Regions from separate parts of the Homo sapiens genome. Here all the other regions are linked to region 2. The links are chromatin contacts, found by Hi-C or POLR2A ChIA-PET in ENCODE. All regions are on one chromosome and are shown on one strand. The core of a region is the stretch at or near the end of the contact, and the rest is flanking DNA. Distances in the headings are between cores, read along the strand shown.

Region 1 (3,260 bases), core at 278-2,777, 7.5 Mb before region 2:
TTTTTTTGAGACAGGGTCTCACACTGTTGCCCAGGCTGGAGGGTAGTGGCCTGATCATGGCTCACTGTAGCCCCTACCTCCTGGGCTCAAGGAATCCTCCCACAGCAGGTGCCACCATACCCAGCTAAGTTTTTTGTATTTTTTTAGGGGAGAGAAAGCGTTTCGCCATATTGCCCAGACTGGTCTCCAACTCCTGGGCTCCAGCGATCCTCCTGCCTCGGCCTCCCAAAGTGCTGAGATGAAAGACATGCGCCCCACACTGGCCTCTGGATGTTTGTTACTCCTGAGAAAACTAAAATCATGGCACTCCAAAGACTAGAGACGATTCAACAGGCAAGAGCAGGGATGAAATGCACGCAGCGACTGAGGTCTGGCTTCGCGGCTCTGTGACCCCGGTTCAGCTTCTGAGCGCCTGGTTCCTTGGCGGGACGCCTCCTCCTTTCCCGCAAGACCAGACACGACTGTCTGGGAAGCAGCGTTTCTGGGGCGCACCTTGACACTTGGATTTGGATCAACAATGCTTTCAAGAAGAAAGACTTTTGATCAAAAGCGGGAAATGAGAAAGCGACTTTCCTCTGAAAAGTGCCTCCCAGTCCCGAGGCTGCGAGGCCCCCACGCCAGGCTGGCTCCCACGGAAGCCGGGCACCCACCCGGCCCGACCAAGCGCCACTCCGCCCCGTGGACGGGGCGTCCCACCCCGGGGACGCCCGCCCCACACCGCGTTTGCACCCCGGAGGCCCCTTGCCGCAGAGGCGGACGGCGCGCCTCTCCCGGGCCCCTGGGGTCCGCGCCTCCCTCGGGCAGACTCTTTCGACTCTGCTCGAGCCTCCGCTTCTTCCTGCGGGCGGACGCCCCGGACACAACGGGCCCCGCTGTTCACGCAGGGGCGCCCCGGCGGGGCGGGCAAAGACCCGGGGACGCGGTCCCGTCCCGAGACGCTCAGCTCCGGCCCACCGCTCGCAGCTCCCGCCCCGGGCGCAGGTCCCGACCCCACGGGCCGTCTCGGAGCCGCAGCGGCCGCTTCCCTGCACGTCCTCACGCCCCCCGCACGGACGCCGCCAGCCCCGCGCCTCAGTTTCCCCACTAGCAGGATGGAAAGACGGGCCCCGCCCCGAAGCGTAGCGGCGTCTCCGTGGTAGCCAGTGCCCAGAGAGTCCGCCGGTCCCACCGCCCCTTCAAAGGAGAACCCGGCCCACCGCCCGCCGCGGCGGCGACCGCGCAGCCCACTCGTCACGCGGCCCGCGGCGTCCAGCCCGGGCCGGCTCACCTCAGGCGGTCGCTGCCGCCCTCGCGCCTGCGCGCCCCTCGCCCCGCCCCTCTCCCCGCCCGCGTCCCGCGCACCGCAGGCCTCTGCCCCTCGCCCACCGCAGGACCCGCCCCGCGCACGCGCCGCACGTGCCACACGCACCCCACGCCCCTGCGCACGCGCAGGCCCCAAGTCGCGGCCAATGGGCGACGCGGCCGCAGATCCGCCCGGCCCCGCCCTGCCCTGTGAGTTCCTCCGGCCGGGCTGCGGGGCTCCGCTCAGTCCGGGAGCGCAGCTGGGCCGCGGCGCTCCGACCTCCGCTTTCCCACCGCCCGCAGCTGAAGCACATCCCGCAGCCCGGCGCGGACTCCGATCGCCGCAGTTGCCCTCTGGCGCCATGTCGCAGAACGGAGCGCCCGGGATGCAGGAGGAGAGCCTGCAGGGTGAGGCGGAGGAGGCGGCGCGGGAGCCGAGGGGGCGCGGGGGGGAAGCCTGGGGAAGGCCAAGAGGGCGCCAAGGGGAGGTTGCCGGGGAGGCCTAGGGGGCATCGCGGGCCGGGCGAGGCTGCGCCATCCTCCCCTTCCGTACCCACCCCTCCTGCGGGCATGCGGAGCCCGGGGCGTGGGGACCCCGCGTACTGCCCGGGGTTCGCGGCCTCGCCACTCGGGCGGGGGTTGGCTTGGACCCGGGTCGGACCGCACGGGAAAGCCCCGATTCTCCAGCTCCGCGCGAGCTAGAATTCCACCTGGAGGTGAATCTGCGTCTCGCAGTTGGACCGAACAGCCTCAAAGTCCACGTTGCCCTCCGCGGTCTGTAGTTCAGACCAGTATTGGTTTTAATGACCAAACACCAAGGCGTGGCAAGTGGCCTGTTATGAGCTTTAATTTTGTTATTAATGTTTATATCCATGGTGACTGTTAGGATTTCCTCAAGGGTGAACGCGGAGATGGGAGGGGGTTACAGCGTTTTTAAAATATGGCATTAAATGGGCATGTTCCAATTTCACTAGAGGGTCGTTCCAAAACAAAGCTTTAAATGACTTACGGGTTAAGAAAACACAAGCAAAAGGACGCTGCCCGTGCAGCACTCAGTCGTTACAGCCTGCCTAATGCCCGAGTAGAGGCTCGCTGTGTGCCCTTGGCTAGATTCGCAAGACCATCCGTTCACGCAGCGGGAAACGCAGGCCCGGGGTGCAGGACTTGCCCCACGCACAGCCGGGTGGCGTGGAGACCCACCCCACCCGGTGGGTCCGCGTCAGAGTCCAGACGAGCCTTTGCTCAGGGAAGCGGGCACTGAAGCCGCCTTCCCAGGGTCCCTAGGGCCAAAGCCTCGGAGGAGGGACCTGGTGGCAGCTGACCTTTGTGTTCTTTGAAGCCAGAGTTTACTAAGCAAAATTAGCATGTAAATAAGCTTGGGAAAGGACTGCTGAAACCTCTGACAGTGAACTTTTAATCTTCATTGAGAGTTTTTAAAACCATATATTCACATAAATTTAGTGAGTTGCTAATTTTATTACAAAAAAAAAGATTTTACTAGGCAGGACTTAGTTACCGTAATATATTGAATAATATATATATATACATATGAACACTACAAGCTTTTTTTTTTTACCTTTTTTTTTTTTTAAGAGACGGGGTCTCACTGTGTTGCCCAGGCTGGTCTGAACTGGGCTCAAGCGATCCTCCCGCCTCGGCCTCCCAAAGTGCTGGGATTATAGGCCTGAGCCACCAGGCGCGCCTGGCCTAAAACCATATTCTTTAAAATCCTGTAATTCGGATTTTTCCTCTTGAAATTTAAACATTGGCTAATTACTATTTTGAAATAGATTAAGAGGTGTTTTCCTATCTTTTGTCATAAAATAAAGTCCAAGGGATGTTTTTATAAACTCTTTGCCATAAAATCACCCATTTTCCGGTTGTGAAGCCGCGTTACTCCTGACATTGTGCGTTTCACTGTCCGGCTGGGATCTGGGCGCTGGGAGGTGGAGGGGGCTCCGGGGGGCTCGGTCCTCTCT
Region 2 (3,422 bases), core at 626-3,125:
GTCTCAAAAAAAAAAATTATACAAAGAAAAGTGTCAGCCAGGTGCGGTGGCTCACGCCTGTAATCCCAGCACTTTAGAAGGCCCAGGCAGGTGGATCAGTTGAGGTCAGGAGTTCGAGACCAGCCTAGCCAGTATGGTGAAACCCCATGTCTACCAAAAATACAAAAATTAGCTGGGCGTGGTGGCGGGTGCCTGTAATCCCAGATACTTGGGAGGCTGAGGCAGGAGAATCACTTGAACCTGGGAGGCAGAGGTTGCAGTGAGCCCAGATGGCGCCACTGCACTCCGGCCTGGGCAACAAGAGCAAAACTGTCTCAAAAAAAAAAAAGTGTCCTCATGGTCAAGTCTTGGCTGGCACGATGTTCTCTTCCTCCTCCTCTCACCTAAACCAATGCAGTCCAACAGAATTATAATGAGAGCCACAAAGGTAATTTAAAGTTTTCTAATAAGCACATTAACAAAAGTTAAAAAAAAAAGGTATACTTAATTTCAAATATTTTAACCTAAAACAGTATATTAAAAATATTATCAACTGGGCATGTGGCTCACGCCTATAATCCCAGCACTTTGGGAGGCCGAGGCAGGTGGATCACCTGAGGTCAGGAGTTAGAGACCAGCCTGCCCAACATGGTGAAACCCCGTCTCTACTAAAAATACAAAAAATTAGCCGGGTGTGGTGGCACATGCCTGTAATTCCAGCTATTCAGGAGGCTGAGGCAGGAGAATCGCTTGAACCTGGGAGGCGGCGGTTGCAGTCAGCAGAGATTGCACCACTGCATTCCAGCCTGGGCAACAAGAGCAAAACTCCGTCTCAAACAAAACAAATAAAAAAAGTAACTGGGCATGATGGCGGGTGCCTGTAATCCCAGCTACTCGGGAGCCTGAAGGGGGAGAATCACTTGCACCCGGGAGGCGGAGGTTGCAGTGAGCCGAGATCGTGCCATTGCACTCCAGCCTGGGCGACAGAGCAAGACTCCATCTGAAAAGAACAAAACAAAACAAACAAAAAGTATATCATTTCAACAGGCAAACAACATAACCCATTTTCATGTTTTTATTTTACATTTTACTCACGAAGTCTGGTGTTTTTGGGGGTTTTGTTTATGAGACCGTCTCGCTCTGCAGTCCAGGCTAGAGTACAGTGGGGTGATCACAGCTCACTGTAGCCTTGACCTCCTGGGCTCAAGCGATCCTCCTGCCTCAGCCTCCCAAGTGGCTGGGCCTACAGGCGTGCACCACCACACCCGGCTAATTTTTAAATTTTTGGCAGAGACGGGGTCTCCCTATGTTGCCCAGGGTGGTCTCCAACCCCCTAGCCTCAAGCGATCCTCCCTCCTCTGCCTCTGCAAGTGCTAGAATCACAGATGCGAGCCACCGCGCCCGGCTAAGTCTTGTTAATCGGTATGCATTTTACGCTTACAGCACATCTCAATTCAGACTGGCCGCAGGTCAAGCGCTCAGCAGCGCACGTACCAGGTGGCCGCCCTGTCTGACCGCGCAGCCCTAACCAGCAGAGTCCTGGTGCTCGCCGGGGGCAACAGTGGGGTCGTCCGTGGTCAGCACTGTGCGCGCACCGGGGTGGGAAGGGGGAGACCGAGGCGGGGCCTGCGCCGCGGCCCCGCCCCCTGCCGCCCCGCCCCCTGCCGGCAGCCAGGGAGCGGGCTGAGCTTAGAGCTCGGCGGCCCCAGCGGCGTCCCGGGGCCCACTCACCTGGCCACCGCCTCCACCGAGCCGGCGATGGCCGTGCCGCCGCCCGCGCCGCTGTCGTACAGCACGCCCGAGATGTCAAGCAGCACCCCGCGCACGCCAGCCAGCCGCTTGCCCCACGGTGCCATGGCGCCCGGCCCTGCTCCTCAGCTCCGCGTCCCAACCGACGCCGGCGCCGGCGCCGCGGCCGCGCAGGGGCGCCTGGGAACTGTAGTCCCGCGGGCGGGGCAGGGCAAGAAGACCGGGTGCAAACCCGGAACTGGGGCGCGGCCTGGGCACCCCGGCGTCACTCGCCCCTGAAACGGTGTCCTTTTCGGAAGCTTTCTTCCCAGGAGATCAGCGGACAAAGAGCAGGAAAAGCAGAAAACAAGTCCCTAAGAAAGGTCAAAGGCAAATTGAGACAAGAAGGCACCTGTAGCCAGGGGCGGTGGTTCACGCCTGCAATCCCAGCACTTTGGGAGGCAGAAGCGGGCGGACAGCTTGTGCCCAGGAGTTCTAGACCAACCTAGTCAACATAGTGAGACCCTGTCTCTATTAAAGAAAGAAAGAAAAAGTACAATACAAAATTGAGGCCGGGCGTAGTGGCTTATGCCTGTAATCCCAGCACTTTGGGAGGCTGAGGCGGGTGGATCGCTTGAGATCAGGAGTTCGAGACCAGCCTGGTCAACATGGTGAAACCCCTGTCTCTACTAAAAATACAAAAATCACCTAGGTGTGGTGGCGCATGCCTGTAGTCCCAGCTACTCGGTAGGCTGAGGCGGAAGAACCGCTTGAACCTGGGAGGCGGAGGTTGCAGTGAGCCGAGATTGCACCACTGCACTCCAGCCGGGGCGACAGAGCAAGACTTTGTCTTAAAAAAAAAAAAAATTATATGCAGATAACAGCCCTGCATAGATGAGGATGCATAGGACCTGGGCTGAGAAGAAAACGGGACTATCACAATGCGTTAAACCCAGGAGGTTTTTGGATAAGCTATAAAATACCACTCGATGCTACATTATTTTTGCAATAAATACACATTGATATTAAAAGGGAGGAGTTTCCTCAATGGCCCCTCGGAACCTTTCAAGTTATTAAATAGAAACGAGAACACTTTACTTCTGGTCCAACATAGCTTTGAGCTTTCAAAGAAGAGAGGATCATATTATTTCACCATTTCTTTTCAGGCTCTTGATTCACAGAAAGGATGAGGAATTCGTTGAAATGTTATGGGGTTCAATGAATTGTGTATATTTTGTTGACATGCTTACTAGGGGAGCTGTTTACAAGTGAAATAAAATACAGTTCCTACCCTTTGGGATTTCCACTAATGGGGTTGGGGAGTAGTATACCTTATATAAGGGTTCTTAGTCGCAGACAATAGACACCACTCCAGCTAGAGGGGTTTTGTTTACATGAGGTGAAGGAGCTTACAGATGACGGGTCTAAGTCCTACACAGCCAGGAGCCATGCAGCCACGAGAAACACTTAATTTTACTACTCCATTGGGACCACTGCCCCATCACTTAGTGCAGCCCCCAGCATAGCTGCCCCCAAAAGAACAAAACATATCCACCACTGTGCCCTCCACCTGTGGCCACCCACTCACTTTCACTGTGTCTGGCTTGGTGGAACCTAGCCCACGCTGCAAAGGAGTCTGGGAAATGCAGTTTTTAGTGTTCCAGGGGCTGAGTGAGTCAGTTTGGAGAATCTGCTAGGAACATCATGAACCGTAC
Region 3 (3,358 bases), core at 291-2,790, 5.4 Mb after region 2:
AAAATATGATCATATGTCATCTTTTTATTTGCTATTAGTAGATAAAGACAGTTTAACTTAGCCTTAGTTCAAAAGTACCTTCTGGAGAAACTAAGTTACTTAGGTTTTGTTTTGAAGCAGTTTGAAAATCACATTAGAAATAAATACAGTAATCCACCTGGACAACATGTCGGTATCCCATCTCCACAAAAAATACAAAAATTAATCGGGTGGTGGTGCACGCCTGAGGTCCCAGCTACTCGGAGGCCGAGGCGGGAGGATGGTTTGGGCCTGGGAGGTGGAGGCTGCAGAGAGCGATGATTGCGCTACTGCACTCCAGCCTGGATAAGAGGGAGACCCCGTCTAAAAAAAAAAAAAAGAAGAAAGACAAAGAAATAAAAACAGTAAGCGATTCCCACATAAACGCACTGCTTTGAGGCACTGAAAAATAATCAGCATATTTCTTCAGTTTTGCTAAAGCCTAAGCAATGTTATTGCGCACTTGGGGAATAGAAAGAGTTTAGGGGTGTGCAAAAATCTCGGGAAAATAAAACTTTTTCGAAGGGAACCAACGGGTTCCATCCCCTAAATACTGCACGAGGCTGCCCAAAGATCCCCGTGTGATATTTTTTAATTATGGAAGATAATTACATTCCTCAGAGCTAACCGAGATTCCACCACACAGGATTGTGTAGAAACTCCTGCTTTATTTATGCACAAGCTCGATCACATGATGCAGGAGCTCTCCACTGGTGGGGGTTGGGGGCTCTGGGATACACTGCGAGGGTCCCACTCCCGGCTCTGTACGGCCTATGGTGTGTCCGTGCACAATGACGGCCTGGGCCTCCATTTGCTCCTCCGTGAAGTGGGCGTCAGACGTTTCCCACGGCCCCTCGGTCCTTGGTGAGAGCTAAAAGGAGACAATGTGTGTACAACGCGCAGCACCCGGCCCAGCAGTCTCCAGCTGCCCGGTCCCACGATGGGGGCCGCCCGGGCGGGCAGTCACCCGTGGCTCCGAGGCAGCCGCCCGCCCCCGGCTCGGGGGAACCGGACCCTGCCTCCTCCCCGCCGCGCCGCGCCGCGCCGCCAGCCGGCTGCTCCCGCCCGGCCCGGCCCCGCCCGCGCAGCGCCCCTCGCAGCTGCCCAGCCTGGGAGCGCTCGACGTCCCGGCTCCGCCGGGCAACCCGGGGCGTGCAGGGGGAGCTCCACCCCGGAATCTTGGAGGTCCCCGGGCTCCCTCGGGCCGGGCAGGCCCCACAGGCGGCCGCGGGCGGGCGGGCGAGGGCGGCGGGCCGGGTCCCCTGCACCAAGGAGGCCGGGCTCCGCAGTCCCCAGTCCAGGCCCAACAGGGAGGGGGCCGCGCCCTCCTCATGCGGTCGGCGCCGGGGGCCGCGGGAGCCCGGGCTGCCCCGGGCCGAGGTGGAGCAGAGGCAGAACCAGGGTGCGGGCTTCCAGGCAGGGCGCCTACGTCCTCACCGATCAGCCCGACTCCAAGCATCAGCTGAGTGTCCGCCACCTCGGCCGCAGCCATCTTCCGCCGCCGCGGCGCGCAGCTCTGGCTGCCGCCTGCAGGACCGGCCTCGCACCCGAACCCCGCCCCGCCCGCCGTAGGGCCCGCCCCCATCACAGGCCCCGCCTCCCTCCCCGGCCCATCATAAGCCCCGCCTCCCTCCCCGGACCATCACAGGCCCCGCCTCCCGCTGTAGGACCCGCCTCCCTCCCGCCCCGCCCCATCACAGGACCATCAACCCCCCCCGTCGGCCCCGCCCCACCCGCAGGCCCACCTATTCCAGCCCCAGTCCTCCCTGCCAGGACCTGCTCAGTGCAGCTCCACTCGTCTTCTGCCCGTGGCCCTTCGCCCTTGGAAACCTCCTTGAGTCTCCGCAGCCTGCCTCAATTTCTCTAATCCAGCTGTTCATCCTTCTTCTTCTCAATCCACTCCAATCTTTCTTCCCGTCGTAGGCTTTCCTTGTTCTACCTCTGCCCTCTGGTCAAGCTCAAAAGAACAGGTCACCTTGTTCCTAAAAAGAGGCGTCCTGAGGATGGAGGAAGGGTCTCCATCCATTCCTTCATCCAGCCACCCCCAAAACAAAACAAAACAAAAATTGAGGGCCTAATAAGGCACTGGGGATACCTTATAGGGCTGAACAAGACAGAGCAGTCCACTGGGGAAGACAGACAATTGGCGAGTAGAATAAATAATCCAGGCCAGGTGAGGTGGCTCACGCCTCTGATCCCAACACGATGGGAGGCCAAGGCAGGAGCATCACTTGAGGTCAGGAGTTCGAGATCAGCCTTGGCAACATAGTGAGACCCATCTCTACAAAAAAAATTTAAAAATTAGCCAGGCATAGTGGCATGCACCTGTAGTCCCAGCTACTCTCAGGCTGAGGCAGGAAAATCATTTGAGCCCAGGATTTTGAGGCTGCAGTGAGCTGTGATCCTGCCACTCACTCCAGCCTGGGTGACAGAGTGAGACCCTGTCTCAAAAATAAATAAATAGATAAATAGATGACAGATAGATAGATAATAGTAAAAAAGCTCAGAATGATATGTGCCCTGGAGGCAACGATATGTGCCCTGGAGGCAGTGTGTTAGAGAGTGGAGGTGTGCTGCTCTAAAATGGGTGTCAAGAAAGGCTTCTCTGAGAAAGGGATATTTGAACTGAGATCTGAATGATAGTAACGACTCAGACATTGGAAGATTTGGCTCCAAGATTCCTCCTCTGGATCTACTGTCTGCCCCAACCCCAAGTCACACAGAGCTAATTAGGGAGGGTCCTTGGTGTCTGCAGGAATACAATCCCACCCTCATCTTTTTTTCTTTTTTCTTTTTTTTTTTTTTTTTTTGAGATGGAGTCTTGTTCAGTTGCCCGGCCTGGAGTGCAATAGCGCGATCTCGGCTCACTGCAACCTCCGCCTCTCGGTTTTAAGGGATTCTCCTGCCTCAGCCTCCTGCGTAGCTGGGATTACAGGCGTGAGCCACTGCGCCTGTTTTTTTCTTTTTTCTTTCTTTTTTTTTTGGAGACAGTTTCTCGCTATGTTGCCCAGGCTGCAATTTATACATTGGAGTATATTTAGGTGTGTATATGGCATTCCTGTTTCTCTCACTAAACTGAACCCCTGGAAGGCAGCACCCTGAACTACGTGCCCTTCTATTCTCTGGGCTTCCTGTTGTAGTATAACTGTTAATGTGTCTAGTTTTCACAGAAAAGAAGCAGGTGTTTAGAGGCTGAGGAGTGGGACACAGATGTGGAATCAGTTTGGAAGCCAACTAGAAACTTGCACTAGGTGGGGCACGGTGGCTCACGCCTGTAATCCTAGCACTTTGGGAGGCTGAGGTGGGTGGATCACGAGGTCAGGAGATTGAGACCAACCCG

Evidence for each region. A loop is a pair of places that touch in the nucleus more often than their neighbours do. ChIA-PET counts read pairs that join two places held with the same protein, here RNA polymerase II (POLR2A). Pooled maps may share reads with other maps.
Region 1: a loop to region 2 is called in a pooled map, with 7 times the contacts of the local background. The contact joins the promoter of BNIP3 here to the promoter of LHPP in region 2. A Hi-C loop is called at or near these places in 5 of 50 pooled maps.
Region 3: a loop to region 2 is called in a pooled map, with 3 times the contacts of the local background. The contact joins the promoter of DENND10 here to the promoter of LHPP in region 2. A Hi-C loop is called at or near these places in 2 of 50 pooled maps. POLR2A ChIA-PET finds 5 or more read pairs at or near these places in 2 of 52 experiments (CD4-positive, alpha-beta T cell and WTC11).

The regions. Positions count from the first base shown.
Region 1 is chr10:131,980,190-131,983,449 of GRCh38, reverse strand. BNIP3 (BCL2 interacting protein 3) reads left to right here and starts at 1,527. Exons shown (of 6, transcript NM_004052.4): 1 at 1,527-1,689. The coding sequence starts at 1,644. RefSeq lists silencers at 857-976, 1,017-1,206, 1,257-1,556, 1,787-2,016 and an enhancer at 1,424-2,348.
Region 2 is chr10:124,460,276-124,463,697 of GRCh38, reverse strand. It overlaps LHPP (phospholysine phosphohistidine inorganic pyrophosphate phosphatase), which reads right to left and starts at 1,875. Exons shown (of 7, transcript NM_022126.4): 1 at 1,711-1,875. The coding sequence starts at 1,835. RefSeq lists an enhancer at 1-19 and a silencer at 1,536-1,995.
Region 3 is chr10:119,102,295-119,105,652 of GRCh38, reverse strand. It overlaps DENND10 (DENN domain containing 10), which reads right to left and starts at 1,540. Exons shown (of 9, transcript NM_207009.4): 1 at 1,456-1,540. The coding sequence starts at 1,510. RefSeq lists a silencer at 972-1,751.